Linked DNA regions of Homo sapiens: all the other regions are linked to region 2. The links are chromatin loops, found by intact Hi-C in ENCODE. Cell type or tissue: endothelial cell of umbilical vein. All regions are shown on one strand. Links, peaks and the distances in the headings refer to the core of each region. The heading gives the core; the rest is flanking DNA.

What was found. Peaks named below come from ENCODE experiments on the same cell type or tissue, not always from the same donor. Only the 100,000 strongest peaks of a DNase experiment are listed, where the experiment ranks them.
Region 1: a loop joins it to region 2, with 4 times the contacts of the local background. A loop is called at or near these places in 1 of 110 quality-filtered maps.
Region 3: a loop joins it to region 2, with 7 times the contacts of the local background. A loop is called at or near these places in 1 of 110 quality-filtered maps.

Annotation. Positions count from the first base shown.
Region 1 is chr11:116,393,012-116,400,920 of GRCh38, forward strand. The region is part of intron 1 of LOC107987166 (a long non-coding RNA gene); the gene reads right to left. Among named protein-coding and RNA genes, the nearest start is that of LINC02151, 100 kb to the right of the region's middle. In endothelial cell of umbilical vein, for the core only: no CTCF peak of the experiment used is centred there; a DNase peak (open chromatin) is centred at 3,500; H3K27ac peaks cover 2,407 bases.
Region 2 is chr11:116,467,556-116,475,464 of GRCh38, forward strand. It overlaps LOC107987166 (a long non-coding RNA gene), which reads right to left and starts at 6,670. Exons shown (of 3, transcript XR_001748403.2): 1 at 6,322-6,670. In endothelial cell of umbilical vein, for the core only: no CTCF peak of the experiment used is centred there; DNase peaks (open chromatin) are centred at 4,316 and 5,356; H3K27ac peaks cover 2,452 bases.
Region 3 is chr11:116,554,701-116,562,609 of GRCh38, forward strand. No RefSeq gene overlaps it. Among named protein-coding and RNA genes, the nearest start is that of LINC02151, 58 kb to the left of the region's middle. In endothelial cell of umbilical vein, for the core only: no CTCF peak of the experiment used is centred there; a DNase peak (open chromatin) is centred at 3,991; H3K27ac peaks cover 1,911 bases.

The DNA.
Region 1 (7,909 bases), core at 1,266-6,265, 75 kb before region 2:
AAGCCACAGATGGGGAGAAAATATGTAAATATATTTACAAATCATACATCTGACAAGGGACTTTTAATCATATGTGTTAGACAGAATATGAGCCCCCAAAGATGCCCATGTTGTTAAGTCCTAGAACCTGGCCAATATTACCTTACATGGCAAAAGAAACTTTGCAGATGTGGCCAGACATGGTAGCTCACACCCGTAATCCTAGCACTTTAGGAGGCCAAGGCAGGTGGATCACTTGAAGTCAGGAGTTCAAGACCAGCCTGGCCAATATGGTGAAACCCCATCCCTACTAAAAATACAAAAATTAGCCAGGGTGTGGTGGCACGCACCTGTAATCCCAGCTACTTGGGAGGCCGATGCAGGAGAATCACTCGAACCTGGGAGGCAGAGGTTGCAGTGAGCTGAGATTGCACGCCACTGCACTCCAGCCTGGGCAACAGAGCGAGACTCTGTCTCAAAAAGAGCAAAAGGAAAAAGAAACTTTGCAGATGTGATTAAATGACCTTGAGATATGGAGATTATCCTGGTTTATCCAGGTGGGCTCATTCTAATCAACTGAGTCCTTACAGTTGGAGAACCTTTCCAGGTTATGGCCAGAAAAAGATATGACCCCAGAAGCAGCATCAGGGAGATGCTACATTGCTAGCTTTGAAGCTGGAGGAAGGGGCCACAAGCCAAGGAATGCAGATGATGTCTAGAAGCTGGAGCAGGCAAAGCGACAGATTCTCCCTTACAGCCTGACAACACTTTACTTTTTAGCTCAGTGAGACCCATGTCGAACTTCTAACCTATGGAACTGTCAGATAATAAATTTATGTTGTTTTAAGCCAAGAAATTTGTAGCAATTTGTCACAGCAGCAATAAAAACTAATACCCCGAATAAAGAATTCTTATTATTCAATAAAAAGACAAATAACCCAATATAAAAATGGGAAAAAGGTTTAAATAGCCATTTCACAAGACACGTGAATAGCCAAAAAGCCCAGGAAAAGATGTTCAACATCATTGGCCACTAGGGAAATGCAAATCAAAACCACAATGAGATACCACTTTATACCTGTGCCCTAATCCCTGGAACCTGTGTCCATGTTACCTTACATGGCAACAGGAACCTTGCAGATGTGATTAAAGTTAAAGACCTTGAGATGAGAAGCGTGTCTGGCTTGCCTGCACGTACACCCAGGCAATCTAGCAGGAGCCCCCAGGCCATAAGCCAGCCATTTGATCACAGGCCAGACACTTTGATCTTTAGATCCAGCCATTAGATGTCCAGTTCAGGACAAAACGTGGGTAACAGAGCAAGGAAAAAGATCCCCTTTTCACCTCTGCTACCAAGCTCAAAGAGGTTGCTATCAGATAGGATTTGAATGAAAAATCATGTGATGGTCCTGGGTTTAGTTAGGCTTTTACTGACTCCATTCATCCCGCAACACCCCGTGACCCCTCTCTGCATTTTCCTAGAGCTAGAGCTGGACATCAAAGATAAATACCATGAAAAGAAATGGCTGTGACACCCGAAGTCCCATGTACTTCTGAGACCTCACAGTAGACCACAGGGACAAAACGCTCTGTAGGGTCTCATTCTTTTAGGATCCTTGCTCAGCAGAAACAATGCACCATGGCCTGTCACTGTGGAGTGTTTCACACATACAGACTCTAGGAAAGACACACCTAAAAACAACTATACACATGAAGAAAGGTGTTTATTTCTAAATATTTCAAGTTCAACACACGTCTCACTGAGCTAATACCAAAGTGCTGGCAGCCTCTAGGGGAGGAGCTGTTTCCTTGCCTTTTCCAGTTTCTAGAAGCCATCTGCATTGCTTTGCTTCTGGCCTCTTCCTCCAGCTTTTTGACTATCATCAAAAAGATATACAGGCTGGGTGTGGTAGCCCACACCAGTAATCCCAGTACTTTGAGAGACCAAGGAGGCAGGATCACTTGAGCCCAGCAGTTCCAGGGCAGCCTGGGCAACAAAGAGTGACCCCCATCTCTACAAAAGAAAAAAAAAAGATAGGGTGTGGTGGCATGCACACCTGTAATCCCAGCTACTTGGTAGGCTGAGATGGGAAGCACTTGAGCCCAGGAGGTTGAGGCTGCAGTGAGCCATGATGGCACCACAGTACTCCTGCCTCAAAAAGGAAAGACATACAGTAACAAGTGTTGGTGAGGATGTGAAGAAACTGGAAAAACACATACATTTCTAGTGAGACTTAAAATAGTGCAGCCATTTTGGAAAATAGCTTGGCACCTTCTTAAAATGTTAAATATAGAGCCTATAATAAACATAGAGTATGTAGACATGTGATCTATTAGTTCCACTCCTAGGTATCTGCCCATAAGAAACAAAAGCATATGTCTATATGGACATGAAGACCTGAATGGGAATTTTTTTTTTTTTTTTTTGAGACAGGGTCTTGCTCTGTTACCCAGGCTGGAGTGCAGTGACATGATCATGGGTCACTGCAGCCTTGACCTCCTGGGCTCATGTGATCCTGCCGCCTCAGCCTCCCAAGTAGCTGGGACCACAGGTGTGAGCCACTACACCCAGCTAATTTTTTATGAATTTTTGTAGACACAGGGTCTCACTATGTTGCCCAGGCTGGTCACAAACTCCTGGGCTCAAGTGATCTGCCCACTCCCAAAGTGCTGGGATCACAGGAATGAGCCCCATGCCCAGCCTGTATGGGAATATTTATAGCAGCACCCAGCTTGGGCAACATAGGGAGATCCCATCTCTATAAAAAATTTTTTTAAAAATTCAGCTGAGGGCTGGGCGTGGTGGCTCATGCCTGTAATCCCAGAACTTTGGGAGGCCAAGGTAGGCAGATCACAAGGTCAAGAGTTTGAGACCCCCCTGGCCAACATGGTGAAACGCCGTCTCCACTAAGAATACAAAAATTAGCCGGGCATGGTTGTGGGTGCCTGTAATCCCAGCTACTCGGGAGGCTGTGGCAGGAGAATCACTTGAACCTGGGAGGCAGGGGTTACAGTGAGCCAAGATCATGCCACTGCACTCCAGCCTAGGTGACAGAGCGAGACTCTGTCTCGAAAAAAAAAACAAAAAAAAAAAAATTTAACCAAGTGTGGTGGCACACGCCTGTAGTCCCAAACACTGTGAAGGTTAATGTGGGGGTATCAGTTGAACCCAGGGGATTCAGGCTGCTGTAAGCCTTGATCACACCACTGCACTCCTGTCTGGGTGATAGAGACCCTGTCTAAAACTAATAATAATAAAAAATTTATAGCATCATTATTCATTATAGTCCAAAGTGGAAATAACTCATTAGTTCATCAATCGGTGAATGGATAAACAAAATAGTAAATAATAATATATAAATAATAAGAAATAAAGTACCAATACATGCTACAACACAAATGAACCTCAAAAACATTACTCTAAGTGAAAGAAGCCAGTCATAAGGACCACATATTGTATGATTCCATTCAAATAAAATGTCCTGAATCAGGAAGTCTATGGAGACAGAGAGCAGACTGGTGGTTTCCTAGAGCTGGAGTGGGGGAAGTGCTGGGGGGTGACTGATGGCTAAGAATACAGAGTTTCTTTATGGTGCAATAAAATGTTCTAACTTAAATCGTGGTGATAGTGGCAAAACCCTGTAAATATACTAAAAATCATTGCATTGTACACTCAAGATGAGTGAACTTTATGGTATGTAAATTATACCTCAATAAAGCTAAGGAAGAAGAGAAGAACGAGCAGAACTCTGCATTGTGGAATTATCAAACCCTTCAAGTGCAGCCTTCCTGGAGGCAGGAGGTAAACCTTCAGCCTCAGGAGCCCAGGGATTGAAAACTCCCATTTGCACAGACCTAGCTGGGTTCCTAGTTGTACTGATTAAATATAGAATTTGATTTGATTCCAGTAGCCTATAACACTGGGCAAGATTAGTCAGAGCTTCCCAGAGAGAAAAGGAAGTCTTTTTGGGGGACAGCTCACTAAGACCGATGAGATTAAGGAATGAATTTGGCAAGAGGAAAGGATACGGCTACAGTATCCATGATTGCCAACCAGAAAATAGGGCACATGCAAACATACTTGGAGAACAAAGGGACAAATTACATGAAACCAGGTCTGGCCAAATGGGTATAGCCATATTAACCTCTGTCTGTACTCTGTTCCCAGAGGGTTCAAAGAAGAAAATCTAGGTCTTGTGGCTGACCTGGTTCTAAAAGAGCTTGGCTCCCAGGCCAGGATGTGGGGGTGCAGTCACTTTATAATAAATGGCAACATACAAGCAGGCAGGAAACTCATGTGGGAATCAGTCTGTTGTTAAAGCAAGGCCCCAGGTTGCCTGTGTTCTGAATACACGAAACTCATCCTCATCCATCTATCTTCACACCTGAGAGAGAGAAGGTGCTGTAACAAGCATCTTGATATATATGCATCTACAATCTGGTTATGAGGTTATCAAGCAAGAAAGACGCCCCGAGGGAATGCAGATGCTTTTTTCATAGAGGAAACGGTGAGTAAATAGCTGGAATTTATCTTAAGGGAGATAATAGAAGCACTTCTTTAAAAAGTGGAAAAAACAATATTTTCCCCCAGAGTGTTAAAGCCTTTCCAGGTTTAGATCATGTTTCTCATTAATGGGTTTCCTAGCCAGATTCATCTTAGGTCCATGAGACAAGGAGAGAAGTGGATCTGCCTGGTCAGTGGTTTTAAAACAAGCCAAGTTGAGGAGGGAGGGAGGGAGGGAGAAAGACATCAGCACCCCCCAAACTTGGCCTTCGTTTCTGCCCAACCTCAGAGCTTCTTGGAGGACAGCCCAAGAGCATACACAGCTCATGGCCTCAGGGATACTGGAAATTTCTGGAAGAAGCTTCTGCTTCTAAGTCTGCTGGGATCACTATATGTCATCGCTGTCTCAGTGAGGGCCTTTGGCCTTGTTGCCTACATAAATGTAAACACTAAATGTATTTGCTTTACTGACCTATTTGTGTAAGAACTAGCTTTGCTGGCTGAGACAGTCAATGAGATCACGAATATGGAAGCCTTTGAGAATCGGGGAGCACAGGGTGGGGAGATGCAGGAGAAGTGGCCAGGAAAAGTATTTATTGAAAACATTTAAAGGCTAAGCACTTTCCTTTAGATTATTTCATTACTTTCTATTTTTAAAATCATAAGGTAGGCATTTCCACTAACAGAGAGAGAAACTGAGGCTCAGGAGTTATATGGCACATCTGACCCAAGCTGTAAGTGGCAGGGCAGGAATGGAACTTTGGAAGGCCGAGGCGAGCAGATCACTTGAGGCAAGGAGTGTGAGCCACTGCGCAGGGCCGATCTTTTTTTTTTTTTTTTACTTTATTTTTTACTTTTAAATTAATTAATTTTTTCTTAGAGATTGGGTCTTGCTATGTTGCCTAGGCTGGTCTCAAACTACTGGACTCAAGCAAACCTCTCACCTCCACCTCTGAAAGAGCTAGGATTACAGGCATGAGCCACTGCACTTGACCCTGAAAGGCCCCATCATAGATGTTCTTTAATGACCATTCCAGCTATGACACATGGTGGATTTTTCCCCAGCCTTCTCCTCCTGCAGAGGGTTCCCTCAGAGCTGGTGAGCTCCTGCGTGCCTGCCACTGCTCTGTTCCCTCCGCATCCCCAGAATGCATCTCCTGGCAGCCTGTTTCACAGGTGTGCACACTTACCTTCATGAAAGCCCTGAGGTTAAATGACTTGCTCAAAGTCACACAACTGGCTGCCAGAGCAAGGACTTTAGCCTGCACAACCTGGCTGCAAGTCCAGAGTTTTCCACACCACCATCTGCCTCCTCAGACAGTGCTCAAGCAGCACCCAGGCCTCCCAGGGAGAATGCCCTCCACCCCACTGGCCTGCAGGCCATTAGGCTCCCTGCAGGAGCAGAGCTCTTCCTCTTGTCTTCTGCATCCAGCACCCCTCACCTTTGTGCTGGCCTTCAGCACAACCACACCTTCCCAAGCCTGTCCCTGATGTCCCTTGGGTACACCTGGGTCATGTGTGTTTGGGAATGAGAAACAGGTTCATCAGTTCTATTTTGAGCTGTCTTGTCCATAGGACAAGATCAAGATCCATGGGCATCTTCCTGAATTCTTCTTCCCGTGGGAGCAGACATTCTACCTCATGCAACTTTTAACTGGACAAACCAACTATGTGTCATTAACGCTGTGTTTCTCTTCCAGTCCCAAGTGTGGAACTTTAATTCTTTCTGTCAAAGCTCCCTCTAGATCTGTGATGTGGTAGCCAGGAGTCTTATGAACGCATGAGCCGGGGACACTGGGCAGGGTAGCGAGGGTTCTAGCTGTGAATGCAGGAAGCCACCATGGGTAGTGCCACTCAAAACTTTTGGTGGCAGAAATGAGGCTCTTGTCCTAGAGGGACATCTGTAAGCAAAGTCCTGGCTTGAGATTTCTAATATCTATTAATTATTGTGCGCGAGCTTAGGTAGAGAGGAAAGATGGAGAATGATGGCTAGATGGCAGTTGATGGGTGTTAAATAATAGATAGTAGCTGGTAGATAGTAGGTAACTATAGACAGTAGAGAATAAAAAGTAGCTGACCGATTGTTGCACATGGCAGGTAATAGATAGTAGCCGATAGTAGATCACAGATAACAAATGGAAGATACCAGATAATGGTTAAGGATAATAGAAGCTGATAGTAGATAATAGTAGATCGTTGATAAGAGTGGCTAATAATGGATAATAGGAGCTAGGTGATAATAGTAGCTAATGGTGGCTAATAGTTGGTATTGATAATAGTTGCTAATAGAGGGCAGTGCTATAGCAGGTAATAGTGCTGGCTGTAGATCATAGCTGATAGCTCATAGGTAGTGGCCTAAAAGACCACTAAATACAGAGTCTCCTAGTTCCATCTATTATTCTAAATGGCTGAAAGACACACTTGGACAATCTTGTGTGAGCCTGTCCTGAAGTTTCTGGAACCCAAAGTGACTGGGGTGGGGGACACTCAACCCAGTAGTGATAAAACTTTGTTTCCAGTTTAATGTCCTTCTTTAACTAGGTGTAGGATCTCAGGTCCACCATGAAACCCTAGGATGCCTCATTGCTAAGGAAGGGGATGGATCATAATCCCAGCTCTACCCACGCCAGAAGGCAAAATGAGGATCTACAATAGCGTAAACACTCTTTGACATTTCACAGGTTGATGCAGGAGTCAAAAGGCCAGCAAAGCTGGCGAAAGCCCAGCTGCAGGAGGCTGACCATTGGCCCTGGTTCGTAGGCAGAGGGGATAACTGTGTTTTGCAACCTCACAGTCAGCAGGGCACCCCCACAGTCAGCAGGGCACTGCAGGGGGCAGGGACAGCATGTGGCTGACAGGCTAGCCCAACTGCTGATAGGCCAAGGATATCTTTTCTGGCTGTTCGCAAATGCTCACAATCATAATGTTCTCCTCACACTGTCCAACAGTTTCTGTTGTTTTGCTGATGGCTTCCTCCACTGTACTTGCAGTAAAATCTAAACACCTCATCAGGATCCACAAGGTTCTCCCTGATCAGGTACTTACAAGCTTTCTGACCTCAGCCCTGTCCTCTCCCCACCATCCACACGGTTGCAGGGACTTCTGCTTGCTCCTCAGACAAGCCACACTCATTCCTTCACACAGGGCCTTCCCACTTGATGTTCCCTTCTCCTAGAACAGTCCCCCAGCATCCACACCCTGAGCTGTGTGCATGGCTGGTTCCTTCTCACCATTCAGGCCTCCGCTCATCTGTCACCTCCTCAGAGAATGCTCCCCACTCCAGTCACTCTCCAACACATCACTCTGTTGTATTTCCTTCATAGCATTTAATCCCTATCTCAAGTGATCTGTTTTATTTACATGTTAAGTTGTTCAATGTCTCTCTCTCTCTTGCACTCAGATGTGACTTCCATGCAGCCAGGGCCC
Region 2 (7,909 bases), core at 1,860-6,859:
TCTTTACTCAGTCTACTGATTTGAATGCTAACCTCTTTCAGAAAAGCCCTCACAGACACACCCAGAAATCATGTTTACCAGCTATCTGGGCTTCCCTTAGCCCAGTCAAACTGACAAAGTCAACCATCATGAACAACAACCACGTGCAGTTACCGTGATGATTAAACGAGCTGGCACCTGCAATCCTTCTCAGCACATGCCTCTCACACAGTAGGAGCTTGACAAATATTAGCCTTAGAAGATTCCAGCAGCCAACGTGGCAAGTGTGAGCACCCCTGGGCCTCACTCCTTTCCCCCTCTTAAGCTCATTGCTCTTGGCTCCTCTTTGTTCTTTTGTTCTCAATATTTTCCAGCCTCCTTGCATTCTACTGGCCCCGGAGGAGGTTGTCTTGGGTAATCGTCTGGGTAATATTGTAATGGGTAATCATTTCATCACCCATGACAAACGGACCTGCCTTAGAATTGTGGCTCCATTACTCACAAGCCAAGTGACCTGAACCAGAGGGTTCACACTTCCTCCTTGGATGTGTGTGCAAATCAAGTGAGAAAATGCAGGGAAGAGCTGAGGGCAGAGTCTGCACACAGCAGCCCTCGGGAGGGTAAGTCACACTAACTATCCATGGTGTACTGTGTGTCTTTCCCCGACTCTGCACCCAGGTACTTCCGCTCTGCCCTCAGTCACTGCCTCCTGATCATCTTGGGCTCCTCTCCAAATTTATATTCACCGAGTCCACAGCAGTGTTGATCCTTGCATCTAGGATAACAACAAAAATAAGGGTCCTTTTAAGGCACAACTGGAAGGGGTCCTCATTTCCTGGGGGAAGCTGGATGGGTCAGAGCCAGGACAGAAGTCCAGGCCAGTGAGCCCCAGCACTCAAGGTGAAGCAGATGATCTCTTATCCTGTCTTTGTCCATTTTACTTAAAGCAAAGCTCATAGCCATCTCTCTCCCTTAATCAAAGCAATTGTTATTTCTGCTAACTCGCCCTGCGGACATTAATTAACTCTCTGCCAAGCATGGCCAGATACCACGGAAGTCAGTACCCCATGAGACAGGAGGGCTCTCAGAGCATCACACTCCCAACATATGCAACAGAAAGCAGTGGCCATTTGTCCACTGCTCCTGTGTCCCTGATGGCCCAGGCAAGCTGGGAACTTTGGCCCCTAAAAGGAAATTATCCTGCCTTCCTAAAAACCAGAGGAATGCCTTTGCTGCTGAAAGGATTTCAAGTATTAAAATCATGACTTCTGCTTGTATTTGCCTTGCCTGTTTACAACTCACTGACCCCTACATCACCTCACCTATTAGAGTTGGAAGGACCTTAGAAAAAAGTCATCTGGCTTCTTCATTTCACTGCAAGGAAATGAGGTTTGAAGAGGCTGTGAGACTTGTTCAGGGTCATCGGAACTGCATTTCGCTGAGCCAGAATGAGATTTCAGGCCCCAGGGTTTCTTCCATAATTCTCTGGGAGGTCTCAGCCTCTACTCTGGAAGCAAGCACTGGCATGGAGTGGACTCTGAGTTTATCCATTTCTCAATTAGCATTTATTGAGCACCTACTGCGTGCCAGATGCTGTTCTGGTAACTCATATATATATTGTTTCATGGGATGATCTTGCCCAGCTTTGGATCCCTACCAGCAGTGGCACACAGTAGGTGCTCAATAAATGTGGATTTTGTCTTCTTTGCCTTGGGAGCCATGTTGTGGGGTTGAAAGAGAGTGGGTTTTGGAGTCAGTCTGGGTTTGAATCTCATCCTTGTCAGCTTTTTGGCCTTTACCTTTCTAAGCCCCAGTTTCCATATCTCTAAAATGGAGACTACAACTAAGTTGGAGTACAGTTATAAGTTTCAAAGTTACTGTATGCAAAGAACCTGGTACTCATAGTAGGTGTCATTGGACCTGCTGTTATTGATATTGTTACCATCTTCAAGGAGCTGACAATCTCAGAAGCTGACACATACCTGAACAATCACAAAGCAAAGCAGACTGTGGTACAAATCACAGCAAAGACCAGGGGTGAGCTAGGGAGGTTCCAGGGATAATCTTATGCCTGGGGATGATGGAAGGCTTCCTGGAACAGGGGCCATGGAGTTGAACTGATTGATGTGGAAGGGAGCAGGGATGCAAACAGCAAGGCTACAGGTGAGGAGGCAAGAGGTGCAGCAAGTGCTCAGGTCCAGGAGGGAAGGAATCTAGGATTTTTGGAAAACTGAAAGTTCAGGGGAGTGGTGGAAGATACATTTTGAAAGATAAGCAGGAGGCCAGAAGCGGTGGCTCATGCCTATAATCCCAGCACTTTGGCAGGCCGAGGCAGGCGGATCACGAGGTCAGGAGTTCGAGACCAGCCTGACCAACATAGTGCAACCCCATCTCTACTAAAAATACAAAAATTAGCCAGGCGTGGTGGTGTGTGCCTGTAATCCCAGCTACTCGGGTGGCTGAGGTAGGAGAATCACTTGAACCCGGGAGGCAGAGGTTGCAGTGATCTGCGATCGCACCACTGCACTCCAGCCTGGGCGACAGAGCAAGATTCCATCTCAAAAAATAAATAAATAAATAAATGAAAGATAAGCAGGAGCCAAATTGTGGCAACAAAAGATTGGGGATCTAATTCTGCTGGGAGTGGGGAGTCATAGAAGCATCTTGAACAAAGTAATGATATGAAAAGAGCTAAGACTTCAAGTGAGAAAAGGAAGGCCCAGTGTAGGGAGGAAACTGGGGAGGGAAAGAAGAAACTGGATACAACACAAAAAGCAGAGGTAAAATAGGAGGACTCAGCCACAGACTGATGTAGCAAAGAGGGAGAGAGAGGTGAGGAGTGCAGGAAGTTGAGAGAATGGTGATGCCACTGATCTAAGAGGGAAAGTAACCAGTATTGATTAGAGACACAGAGAAAGAGAAAACAGAAGGGTATCTTGAAAGGAGGCCTGGGGATACCTGTCCATGCGGAGAGATGGGTGGAAAGAAAGACACTGAAGACACAGGAGAGAGAGGCTAACTGAGAGCAGGATCTTGGACAAGGCCAGAAGCCCCACTGGGGCCTTGGTCAGGACGTGGAATGGGGAGTAGAAACACAAAGACACAAAAGAACTTTACGTTGGAGAGAAGGAAGCTTGAATTTATTGATACTCTCATCCATTCCATCAACTTCCACGACAGCCCACCACCTGCCAGACAGTACACTAACCCTTGCCAGCTTGCACTGGACTGTCTACAAGTTAGAGACAAGGCTGCCTGCTAAGGGAAAGGGGTTGGGGGTTCTTAAGAATTTGTTTAAAATGCCAATTCCAGCTGGGCACAGTGGCTCACGCCTGTAATCCCAGCCAAGGCGGGTGGATCACTTGAGGTCAGGAGTTCAAGACCAGCCTGGTCAACATGGTGAAACTTCATCTCTATTAAAAATATGAAAATTCTCCAGACATGATGGCACATATCTGTAATCCCAGCTACTCAGGAGGTTGAGGCAGGAAAATCGCTTGAACCTGGGAGGCAGAGGTTGCAGTGAGCTGAGATTGCACCACTGCACTCTAGCCTGGGTGACAGAGAGAGACTCTATCTCAAAAAAATTAAAACAAAATAAAATGCCAATTTCTTTGTTCATCCTGCAAAGATACCAATTCACTATCACTCTCCAGGTGGTTCTTTGGGAAGTGTCTTAAAACCACAGTTCAAGAAATCAATTTAGAAACTTGCAAGAGTTTTGAGGTCACGGCTGAGGTCCCAGATTTGTAGAGGACCCAGGCTTCACACTTTATAGTCAGCCTAGGAGATGGGGAGGAGGCAGTAAGTGGGGCTCAACCACATCCATTACAAACACAACCCACATCCATTGGGATGAACAAGGAGGCAACGAGGGAAAATGAGGGGGAGTATTGCAGGAATGGCTAAGGGAGCATTGTGAATGGCCCAACTCTAGTCTCCATTAGGCTTTGCACATCCCCATTTCTGACTTCATCTTCCAACCTTGCCCAACCCCTAAAAATATTTCAAAGAATCCCAGGGAACTAGATTACCTAAGGCTTCTAAGTATCCTTCAGCTCTAGTATTTAATTACAATTACACTTAACACATATCCAACAATCAAACCTGTTCAAAGGAGGAAACAGTCCTAGTGATAATGCTTAATGTTTGTGGAGAACAGTACAGCTTTCAGAGCAATTCCATGCATGTTACCGTACATTACATCATGTCAGCATTCCTCAGTGAGTGACTCATAGCCCACCCATACCAACATCACCTGGGGGAATGGTAGAAATGGAGAATTGTGAGTCCCAACCCAGCCCTACTGTATCAAAACCATCTGGAGGACCAGGACCCTGGAAGCTGAACTTTTAACATGCTCTGTAGTGATTCTGAAGAAAACTACAACTTGGAAGCTGTGATATCTTTGTCCCCAGTTCCTGGCACACAGCTTCAAAAACTCTTGGAATTTCCTGATAGGAATGTATTTTGTTATTCATAACAAGCCCTTTTTGACCACAGTAAAGTGTATAAATGCTAATGGTGAGCCCTTAGAAAGTTTCAAGGGAGAGGCTGGCCATGCTAGAAAGACCAAGCGTGGGATTAGAGTTGGAACTTTCAGCCCCAGCCCCCAGCTCTAGGGAGGGGAGAAAGACTGGAGATTGAGTTCAATCACAAGGCCGTTGATTCAATCAATCATGCCCACATAATGAAACTCATATAAAGACTCTGGACACCAAAGCTCAGTGGATCTTTCTGGTTGGTGAATATATTAATGTGCTAGAAAGGCGATTTCACAAGGAAAGGGCATGGAAGGGTGAATATATTAATGTGCTAGAAAGGCTATTTCACAAGGAAAGGGCATGGAAGTTCTGTGCACCATCGCCCTACCTTGAGCATTTTGTTGTTCCTGACCTGTATCCTTTAAGGTAAAACTGTAATGGTGAGTACAGTACTTTTAGTGATTCCCGAGAGTTGTTCTAGAAAATTATTGAACCTGAAGGAGACTCATGCAGTCACCTGAATTTGTAGCCAAGTCAGACAGAAGTGCAGGTAGGCTAGTGACGGAGTGCAGGAGACACTACTCCAAAATATGGCATCTTGGCATACTGAGTATTTTAAGCTAAAAGAAACTGAGAAAACAGCAGAGGCAGGAAGTTTTCTCTATCTTTCTCCACCCCCTCTGTCCTGAAACAGATCATAGAAAATGAAATGCTCCTCACTTGTTCTTCCCTGAAGCAAGCCATAAAACCTGAGAAGGTCACTCTCTGACCTTCTCCCTCCCTCCTCCCCTGAAAACCCTCACATGACAGGCATCCTGGCTACACTCAGAGGAAAGAATGATCACACAGGGATGCCAAGAAGAATCTGAACAAACAGGCCTCACTAAGCTTCCCCTAGTTTATTACCATGAGAGCACACTCTTTTGTTCTCCAATCACACTTCCACATGACTGTCCGTAAAAATACAGTTTTCCCTGTGTCTTTGGACCTTCATTATTGAAGGCCATGCAAAAACTTGTATTGAATTATTTGCCTGCTCTTCTTTCTCATTAATCTGTCTTTTGTTACAGGATCTCAGCCATGAACCTTGCAATGAGTGAGGAAAAGATATTTCTTTTTTCTCCCCTGCACTGGGGACCCCATTTGCAAGTGATATCTGAAGTAAGGATGGTTTCGTTGGTGACCTGGCCCTTTAACTTGTGGGATCTGATGCTGACTCCCAGTAGTTAGTGTCAGACTCCAGTAGAATTGCAGGACACCCAGCTGTTGTCAGAGAATTATTGCCAGAACACAGAATTCATGGTCTTATATAAGCCAAACCACACTCTTGGAAGTTATGGACTAATATCCCCACATGACAGCTGGGGAGACTGAGAGACAGGGAGGACAAACGACTCACCCACAGACAGAGAGCCATTCTGGGGCAAAGCAGGATTATGCAGTCAGGTAATGCCTCCTCCCTCCAGGGCACAGCTGTCCACCATGGCCCAAGTTCATGGTAAAACCACATGGCTTGGAAACTGGAACCTGCCTTGGGGGGTCACTTAATTCAACCCATTAGTGCCAACTGCCAGGGAGGTAATGAAAAAGAGCTGAGGCCCTCAGACCTCTGCAAGTTTAAATTATACCTTTCTGACTGTGTGTGTCTTATATAATCCTCAAAGATTTTTAATTGTGACAGCCTAAGGAAATTACAGGTGACTTGAAGCAATTTAATGATAATAAAAATAAAATAAAAACAGTAAACAGCACTGCTGTTCCCTCTAATTTCCCAGCATCTTTATCATATAAATGCCTCCCATTCTTTTCCCCACAGACAATTAATGAATCTGCAATTGCCGCTGGATGCGGTGCTCACCTCTCCTTAATTCTCTTTCTGTTGCAGCTCCACTTCGGGAGGAAGTCCCTCCCAGCTGCACTTTCAGGGTTCTCACAGGTTAGCCAGACTGCAGAAGCTGCCCCCAAGAAGCACTGGGGCCTCCCCTCCTCCACAGACTGGACTTTCCTCTCTTGCTTCTCACCCAAAGGGCCCAGAGCTGGCTTCTCCAGCCAAGTTTCTCCAGGAGCCCTGCTGATTTGAGCAGCCACAAATTGACCTTCTCTCAGGGTGTCTCCTTGCCTTCCTCCTGGTGTTAATATGCACCTTAAAGAGCTGCAAACTCAACAAGTCTCTGTTATGCAGGTTAATTCAGAGCACAGCCAAGCTGTGATCAAATGACCTTTACCCACTTCCCTGCTAATTTTGATGGGCAGCTCCATTTTCCTTCTCCCTCCTGATCCCCCCTTGCTCTAAATTGGAAATCTATCAATTTTGAGGTAAATGGAAAATAAAGATACACAGGCACACACAACATACACATACACACACACACACACACACACACACACGCATACACACTAACACTAAACATCTAGTTGTTGAGACTTGGACCAGATTGAGCCTTTTAAAAACAAAAATCCTAAACTCCTAAATCTCAAAAGAAGGCTGTAGTTGGATCCTGAGTTGATGTCAAAATAAAATAAAGATTCCAAAAGAGAATCTCTTCCCCTCAATTTTATTTCTTGCTTCATTAGTGGGATATTATAATAATAATAAATAAGGAGAATAATAATAAAAACTAACATTTATCAAGTGCTTACCAGTCACCACTCAAGGATTAATTTACTTAATTTTCCTGACACTTTTATGACATAAGAATTATCCCTATTTTATGGAAGAAGAAACTAAGGCTTCAGGAAATTATGGAAATGCTTAAGGACTCACATAGTGGCAGGGTGAACAGCTGAACCTGGATGGTCTGATTCCAAAGCCAGGTCTTGCTTTGTTACAATTAGGTTGGTGCAAAAGTAATTGTGGTTTTTTGCCATTGCTTTTAATGCAAAACCGTAATTGCTTTTGCACCAACCTAATAGCAATGTCACCCGCTAGGAATCATCATATCAAACCTTAGTGTTCTCATCTACAAAATGAGGATAAGATCTCCCTCACCAGGCTCCTGGGAGGATAAACTAAATGGAGATGATACTTCAAATGCTGCTAATTGCTGTCAGTTCATCATTATTATAATTATTATTATTAATTCAATTAATCAATTACTTATTCAAATATTTCCTATCACCTACTATGTGATCTAGGCTTTGATCTATGCCTGGGGATACAAACGTGGTCAAAATAGATAAATACCCCTGTCCCCAAGGAGCAGACGTTCAAGTTGGGGACACAGACAAGAAATAAGGAAAATATATAGCATGTCAGATGAAGCTTAGTGCTAGAAAGGAAATAAAGTGAGAGAACCGAAGATGGAAGGGTTGCAATTTTACATTTGTTGGTCAAGGAAGACCTCACAGAGAAGATAATACTTGGACAAAAGTCTAAGGAAGTGAGGAAGCAAACCAAATACTTATCCAGGGAAAGGGCATTTTAAGCAAGTGCAAAGGCCCTGAGG
Region 3 (7,909 bases), core at 1,937-6,936, 87 kb after region 2:
CTGACATTCTTCTTCCAAAGGAAAAGCTCATGAGATAAGCTGCATAAGGTCACATTTTCAGGGGTCCTGGATAGAAACCACTCCCCTCCATTTCAATCAGTGGCATGGACCAAGTAGGACTGACTTAGTGGTGAGGGTTTCTAGGTCTTAGAATGGGGTGCAGGGCCTGGTTCCCCCTCTGGAAGGGGCAGAGGTGGAGAGGTCCTCGGGTGAAGCAGTCAGGACTCAAGACAACATGCAACTCTCCATTAGTTTTGCCTTGAGGAAAGGTCAGGTCATCAAAAGCTTCAAGAAGCCTGTGAGGCCCTGAACAGGTAGAGAGGGTTCTTCATCACTTGCAAATAAAACTCAAGTTACATGTTTATAAACCCAGGTCTCAAGAATCAAAGCAGGATTTCCAGCAATGGTGGAATGAAAAGGTCAGCAAATCTTCTTCTCAAAATCAACTATAAAACTGGACAGAATAGGCCGGGTGCGGTGGCTCACCCCTGTAATCCCAGCCCTTTAGGAGGCCGAGGCAGGTGGATTACCTGAGGTCATGCATTCAAGACCAGCCTGGCCAACATGGTGAAACCCTGTCTCTACTAAAAATACAAAAATTAGCTGGATGTGGTGGCACACACCTGTGATCTCAGCTACTCGGCAGGCTGAGGCAGAAGAATCACTTGAATCCAGGAGGCGGGGGTTGCAGTGAGCCGAGATCACTCCACTGCACTCTAGCCTAGGTGACAGAGCAAGACTCCGTTTAAAACAAAACAAAACTGGACAGAATAGAAAAGAATAAAAAACATAAAAAATTTGAGGATCCAGAAATCAACCAAAGGCAAAGCAACACGTCAAGAAGCATTTGTTCATTTTGTTCATAAAAAACTGAACTTTGGATAAGAGAAGTAGGAGTCCACAAAGTTCTAGCCTGTTGCTCTTCCCGTCCCCACCCCCATCTTTTTGTGGCTCTTCTTGGGTGGGGCTAACCACTGGGGGAAAAAAAAGAAAAAAAAAAAGGGCAGGGGGCATCTTGACAGCAGGAAGTCTGACTTGATTTGGAGCAGAAGGCCTTAAGCTTGTAGGTGTCCAGGGGTAGACAGTAAAATCTTCTGGCTCAGCAGGAAAGCAAATGGGCAGGGCCCACAGCTCTGCTGGACTGAGGTTACAGTCCTAACTGGGACAAACAGCAGAGAAAACAACAACAACAACAACCAGAAATTTAGCAGGTAACTCCTGGAAGAGAGAGCCACAGAGCAGCTGAAGAAGTATCTCTTCCTGACAAGCTGGAAGGTTGACACACAGGGAAGACCTGAAATGGCCTGGTGGGAAGTAAAAGGAAGGAAGACTCGAAAACTGCCCGAACTTTTAAGGTGCTCCCCCAGTCAGAGGATGGGACATTTATGGCTCAATATATTTGCACACATCTCTGACCAATTGCTGGATGACCACCAAGTTAATCGGACATAGAGACAAATTTTAAGTCGGGATAAAAATAAAAAGAGTTTTAAAAAACTGAGTAAAGACATTAGCAGCTATGCAACACTAGGGAGAGAGATTCCCCAGATTAAGTTCAAATATGTTGCTATAAAACAAAACAAAACAGAAAACCAACAACAACAACTCTCAAGGGGGGAAATATCAGACTCCAAAGTTTGTACAACATATTATCTAAAATGTCCAGTTTTCAACAAAAATGTTACAACATGTAAAAAAAACAGGAAGATAACCCATATTCAGAAAAAAACAAATTAATATAAACCAACTCTAAGCAGACCCATATATTAGAGTTAGCAGACAAAATCTTCAAAAGCAACTGCTAGAAATGCATTTAAAGATTAAAGAAAGCCACACTTAAAGAGCTAAAGGAATGCATGATAACAAGATAAGTCAGTAGAAATTATCCAATTTGATGAACAAAAAGAAAAAATTACTGAAGGAAAATGAACAGTCTCAGAGACTGGTGGGATGATGTCAATCGTGCCAATATACCTACAATGGGAGACCCAGAGGAGAGAAGGAAGAGACAGGGGCAGAAAAAATGTTAGAAGAATCAAGACACCTTCCTACTTGAAGTCCCCTTCACCTCTACACTTTGGATTTGGGAGAGTCGGGTGAGGAAGGTCAGGGGCTGCTGCATTTGTGGTGAGAGCCCCTGCAAGCTTCAACTGTGTGCTCAAGGAGGAGAAACTGCACCTATGTGTGCTGGGCACCATGCCAATACTTAAATCAGCCTATTGGCCCCCACAGTAGTCTATGAGCTGTTCTATAGCCACCTTCCCAAGATGCAGGCTCTAAGAGGTAAAGCAACTGCCCAGCTCACAAAGCTGGCAAGCGGCCCATCTGGGACTAGAACCAAGGTCCCTCTTCTTCATGCCTTTCCCCCAACACTCTGATGCCTCTCAGCAGCTCACACTCTTATGCCATGGGAGACCCAGCAGTGGAGGTCTCCTCGGAGCCCTGGATCAGGTAAGGACACCTGGAGGTGTAACTCTGGGCAGAGTGCAGTGCTGAGTGGGAGTCTGGGGCTCAGGAAGGAGCAGAGCAGGAAACAGGGTGAACACAGATCTAGCAGCCTGCAGGTGCCTCTCCTCTTTCCACAGAGAGCTAAGGCCTCTCACCAGCATGGGCTGCCCCACTCCCAGGGAGAGAGAAAGGGAGACATGCCCTTTCTCCAGAGGGCTGATTCACCAGGCAGGGGCTGGGGTTGAACAGAAGCTGATTCTGGGCTGACTCAGGATGCCCAAGAGCTTCAGCTAAATGGACCCTGCAGGCTCCAGCTCCAGCAACCTCCTGCCTATGCCTGGCTGAAAGTCCATCTGGGCCTTGCCTCCCAGCTACAGGGCCACTCCTCGGATACATCACTCCCGGTTTCCATTCACCCTCACAACTCTCCTGACACGTGGACACCAGATGAGGAATCTGAGGCCTGGGCAGGCTGTGCAACTAGCCTGAGGCCACCATGCACCTGAGGAGCCTGGATTTGTGTCCTAATGTGATGGACTCCAAAGTCTATTTCTCTCTATCTCTCTGGGGCAACTTGGTCTGAATAGTCACCCAGACTCCTCTCCTGGGAAGGCTGGGACCAGCAGCACACATGGTTCATACCCCAAGGTCCAGCACTGTAAAGAGGGATGCTGTCTCCATCAAGAAAAGCAGCCTCTGAGTCTCAGCCTGACTATCCTTTCTCACTCCAGTGCCCTCTGCCTATGCTGCGCCCCAGAGCACCCAGAGGCCGAAACCAAAGAAAGGAGACTCACCTGCCATTAGAGGAAAGGAGATTCAGATCCCAAGTATTTACCACTCAGAAAGACCCCATCTACAGCCTCCTCTGGCCAGTGCCCATCAATTCTTTGGCCGCCCCAATCCCACCCCACCACTGTGAGCAAGAGCACACTCCCCACCCCACCCCAACTCAGGGCATGAACCATACATCTCACTCATCTTGCTAGCCCAAAGTTTAGCCCACAGGAGGCACTCAGGGACAGTTGAACCCTTCTTCCTGGCCTCCTTTAGCGTCTCGTCCTATGGAATCAGAAGACCCGGATGCCCAGCCTTTCTGAGCCCTTGCTTCCTTGTTCTTTAAGAAGCTCACAGGAGTGGTAGGGATAAATGAGTGAGGAAATATCGTTAAGGGAGCCAGGAGATAGGAGGTTGGGCAGGGGGGTGGAGGACAAAGAGCAGGAGTGACAACACAGGGCACACTGAGGACTGGAAGGGCTGAGAAAGACTTGAAGCCACCAAGGCAAATTAGGGTTACAGAGGCGGAGGAGGGGGCAGAGCCCTGGAGGGAGGGGAGATCTTGCCAGGAACCTACTTAGGACCCAGGGGCTGGAGGGAGGTGTGACCAGTCACCGTCCAGGCCCGAGGGAGGATGAGAGTCAGGGCAGGTGCCCCAGCTGCCGGGGAAATAGCAGTGCATCCTCAGGCCCAGCCTGCCACCAGCATGCTCCAAATTAAATAACTGCAACTCCCCCTTTATTTCCTCTCTGACAGCAACTTATTGTGAAGGCAGCCACTTCTGACATTCTAATATTCAGAGTCACATCCTGTGGGATAAACACATCGCTGTTGTCTGAGCCAGCGATTTGTATCAGGATAGAAGGAATCTAGAAGGGGCAAAGAGGGACTGGGGCTAAGGCGGGGGGCTGCTGACAGCTAAGTGAGAGAAGGAAGAGCGCCCAGGTTCTACTGGATCATCCTGGATGCCCTGCAACAAGCCTCCAACCCCAGATTAGTTTGGGCTGTCTGATCATCTCTCCCCAAGCTACCTTCACTCAGTAGATGTTTCTGAGCACTCACCACATGCCACATTGGTGCTAGGCACTGTGAGGAATACAGAGATGATGAGGCAGAGACCCACGTTCAGGAAGCTCCCATGTCACATGCCAGTGAGGGCAGGCAGCAGACATTCATCCAGGCACAGCATGTAGCCTAGTGGTGAAAGTCAGGGGCTTTGAAGACACACAGCCTGGGTTCAAATTCTTACTCTGCAGGCTGGGTGCAGTGGCTCACGCCTTTAATCCCAGCACTTTGGGAGGCCGAGGAGGGTGGATCACCTGAGGTCAGGAGCTCAAGTCCAGCCTGGCCAGTATGGCAAAGCCCCTGTCTCTATAAAAATAAAAATACAAAAATTAGCTGGGCATGGTGGCGTGCACCCATAATGCCAGCTACTCAGGAGGCTGAAGTGGGAGAATCCCTTGAACCCGGGAGGCAGAGGCTGCAGTGAGTGGAGATCACACCACTGCACTCCAGCCTGTGCAAGAGCAAGACTCTGTCCCCTCCCCCGCCCACCCCCCCCCCAAAAAAAACTTACTCTGCAGCTTACAAGTAGGGTAACCTTGGGGAACTTTGCAAATGTCAGTCCTGTCTCTTTAAAATGAGAACGCCAGGCACGGTGGCTCACACCTGTAATCCCAGCACTTTGGGAGGCCGAGGCAGGCGGATCACGAGGTCAGGAGATCGAGACCATCCTAGCTAACATGGTGAAACCCCGTCTCTACTAAAAAATACAAAAAAATTAGCTGGCCATTGTAGTGGGAGCCTGTAGTCCCAGCTACTTGGGAGGCTGAGGCAGGAGAATGGTGTGAATCTGGGAGACGGAGCTTGCAGTGAGCCGAGATCACGCCACTGCACTCCAGCCTGGGCGAGAGCAAGACTCCGTCTCAAAAAAAAAAAAAATGAGAACAACATGTTTCTATTATCATCCAGAAGATTCCACGAAGGAGGGCAAATAAAGTGTGGTCACCCTCAGTGCCTGGCACAAAGTAAATACCCATGGTAGGTGTGAAGAGGATACATCAGGTGGGATGAAATGCTTCCACAAAGAGGTGCCAGCCATCATCTCCATAGTGATAGAGACAGCACATGCTGCTAATCTTATACTCCTGGGTTCACTAGCAGCTTCCGGTGATCACACATTCCTTGCCCAGCCTCAGACACAGGCGGGACCCCAGGCAGCTCGCTGCATGACGGGTGCCTCATGAGCTTCCTGGCCATGCCAGTCAAGGTCCAGACGCCAGCACACATGTGCAAGGTGGAGGCAAATGTGGAATCTGACCGCACTGACAGCGGGCCGCTTCCAGGGGATGGAAACAAGCAAATGGGTGAAGCCAAAGCATGAATTCAGAGGGTGCTCTTCACCTGGAAGATAATCCAGAAGGTTCCATGGGGAAAGGAGACCCAGAGGAGTGGGGAGGGCTGCTGCTGAGGGTCTGTCACTGGCCTGGGAGATGACGGATGGCAAGATATGCTAGCTTCATTTAAAGGACCGGCAACATGGAAAGCCTAAAAGGATGGGGCTGGGGCTGAGGCAGGGAGAGGCTGGGAAGGGGGTGCAGAGGGGGAGGGGAGGGAGCGGGCACTCCTGGGCCTCCTGGGATTGTGTGAATAGGGCACAGATTTGGGTCAGGCCTTCCCAATTAGCCTTGAAAGGGAAAAACAATCTCCACAGGCCTGAAAGGAAGAACAAAAAGAGGAAGAGAGAAACTAGGAGAATACCCTAAAGAGTTGCTGACGACTGCTCTGGCCTTGAAAATGCAGGGAGTATGGTAATCTAATAAACACAGCAACAAAGCATTTGTCACCAAGCTAATTTTATTAGAACAGATCTCAAATGGCTAATTTCCTTTTACTAATGAGCAAATTAGTTGAATCTCTGATCTGCTTTTAAGGCATTTATGTTAATAAAACATGAACGACAGTGAAATTTGTTGTGAGATGCAATGACATGTGCATTTGGGTTTAAGGGCATCTCCAGGCTTAGAGAGTTTTTCTAACGTGGCCTTGCCCAGAGGTGTCTCTGCTCTGTGCCGTCCAGCTTGGAGCCCAGCCCGGCCTGAGGGAGGCAGGATGTCAGAACTGATGGAGGCAAGGAGCCCAAGGGACCAGCCTGGAGAAGGAGCTCTGAAGAGGGGCCTGGCTGGGCAACAGGGGAGAACTACACTTCTGGAAAGGCCCCTAAGCGGGGCCAGGGTGGCCTCAAACTTTCAGCAAAGCTCCCTTGAGGATGGGTTTACCCCCTGCCTGCCCCATCCTCCCTCTACCTCCAGGGTCCTATGCAGTGTGTGCACGGAAGTATTTCCCAGGACTTTCCCAGCCCCCTGTTGATCCAGGCTAGCTCACACTAAAGCTGCAAACCTTTTCTCCAAACCATCTTTCCAGGGCCGGAGTTGGCACTCTTGACTCCAGCTCTTCAAGTTAGGGATGCAGGTGCCTGGCAGAGCAGGTGGGGCAATGGACCCTATGCAAAGGGGCTTTGGCTGGGCTTTGATCTGGCCAGTATTTATTACAACCAGCCAAGGCAGGCCTGGGAGAACTCTGTTTATGTGGCAGGGTTGATTGCCACCTAGAAGAACGTGTACAGGAGGGCCCTGGGCCAATCAGAGCCTAGGGACGTTGTCTTCAATGCTTTGAGCTGAGAGGAGGTGGAAAGGATCTCCTGCTTGCTACGGTGGCATGCTTGATGTTGGCAGAGAGAGAAAGCCCAGGAAAGTGCCCCTGCGTAGGACCAGACACAAGGGCTATAAGGTGGTTGGGAACAAGTTGGCAAATACAGAACCTCCCCATGCACCAACCAGCCTTTGCAAAGAAAGGGGAGAAGGAATTCCTGTGAAGGGGATCCAGGACCAGGCTGTCTCCCTGGCCCAGCACATGCTGTAGTACATGCTTTATGCCCTGAAGGGCTTGAGAGAGCTGGGGGACTGGAGTGGTAAGCCCTGAGAAGCTGCCCCAACAGTGAACCTGACTTAAAGGCCCTCAAAATGCCCAATAGAAGGCTGAGAACTGGCCGGGCACGGTGGCTCATGCCTGTAATCTCAGCACTTTGGGAGGCCGAGGCAGGTGGATCACGAGGTCAGAAGATCGAGATCATCCTGGCTAACACGGTGAAACCCCGTCTCTACTAAAAATACAAAAAAAAATTAGCTGGGCGTGGTGGCGGGTGCCTGTAGTCCCAGCTACTCGGGAGGCTGAGGCAGGAGAATGGTGTGAACCCAGGAGGCAGAGCTTGCAGTGAGCCAAGATTGCACCACTGCACTCCAGCCTGGGCAACACAGCAAGACTCCGTCTCAGGAAAAAAAAAAAAAAAAAAAAAAAAAAGAAGGCTGAGAACCTCCCCAAGCTGCAGATTGGCAGGAAAAGGGACCAGGATTCAAATCTTAGCTCAGCCACATAAATCTGGATCCAGCTCACCCATTGTTAGCTGTGTGATTCTGGTCAAGTTACACAGCCTCTCTATACTTCAGTCTACTCCTCTTCAAAAGGGGTGATACCAGGACTTATGCAAACTATCATACAAATTCAACAAGAAAACTACCGGACACATAGCAAGCACACAACACAGGTGTGTTCCGTTATTTCTGCTGGCTGAGTTGTAGGAGATGCTGCCCCTTTTAGGCCATGCCAAAAGCATGAAAACAACAGACAA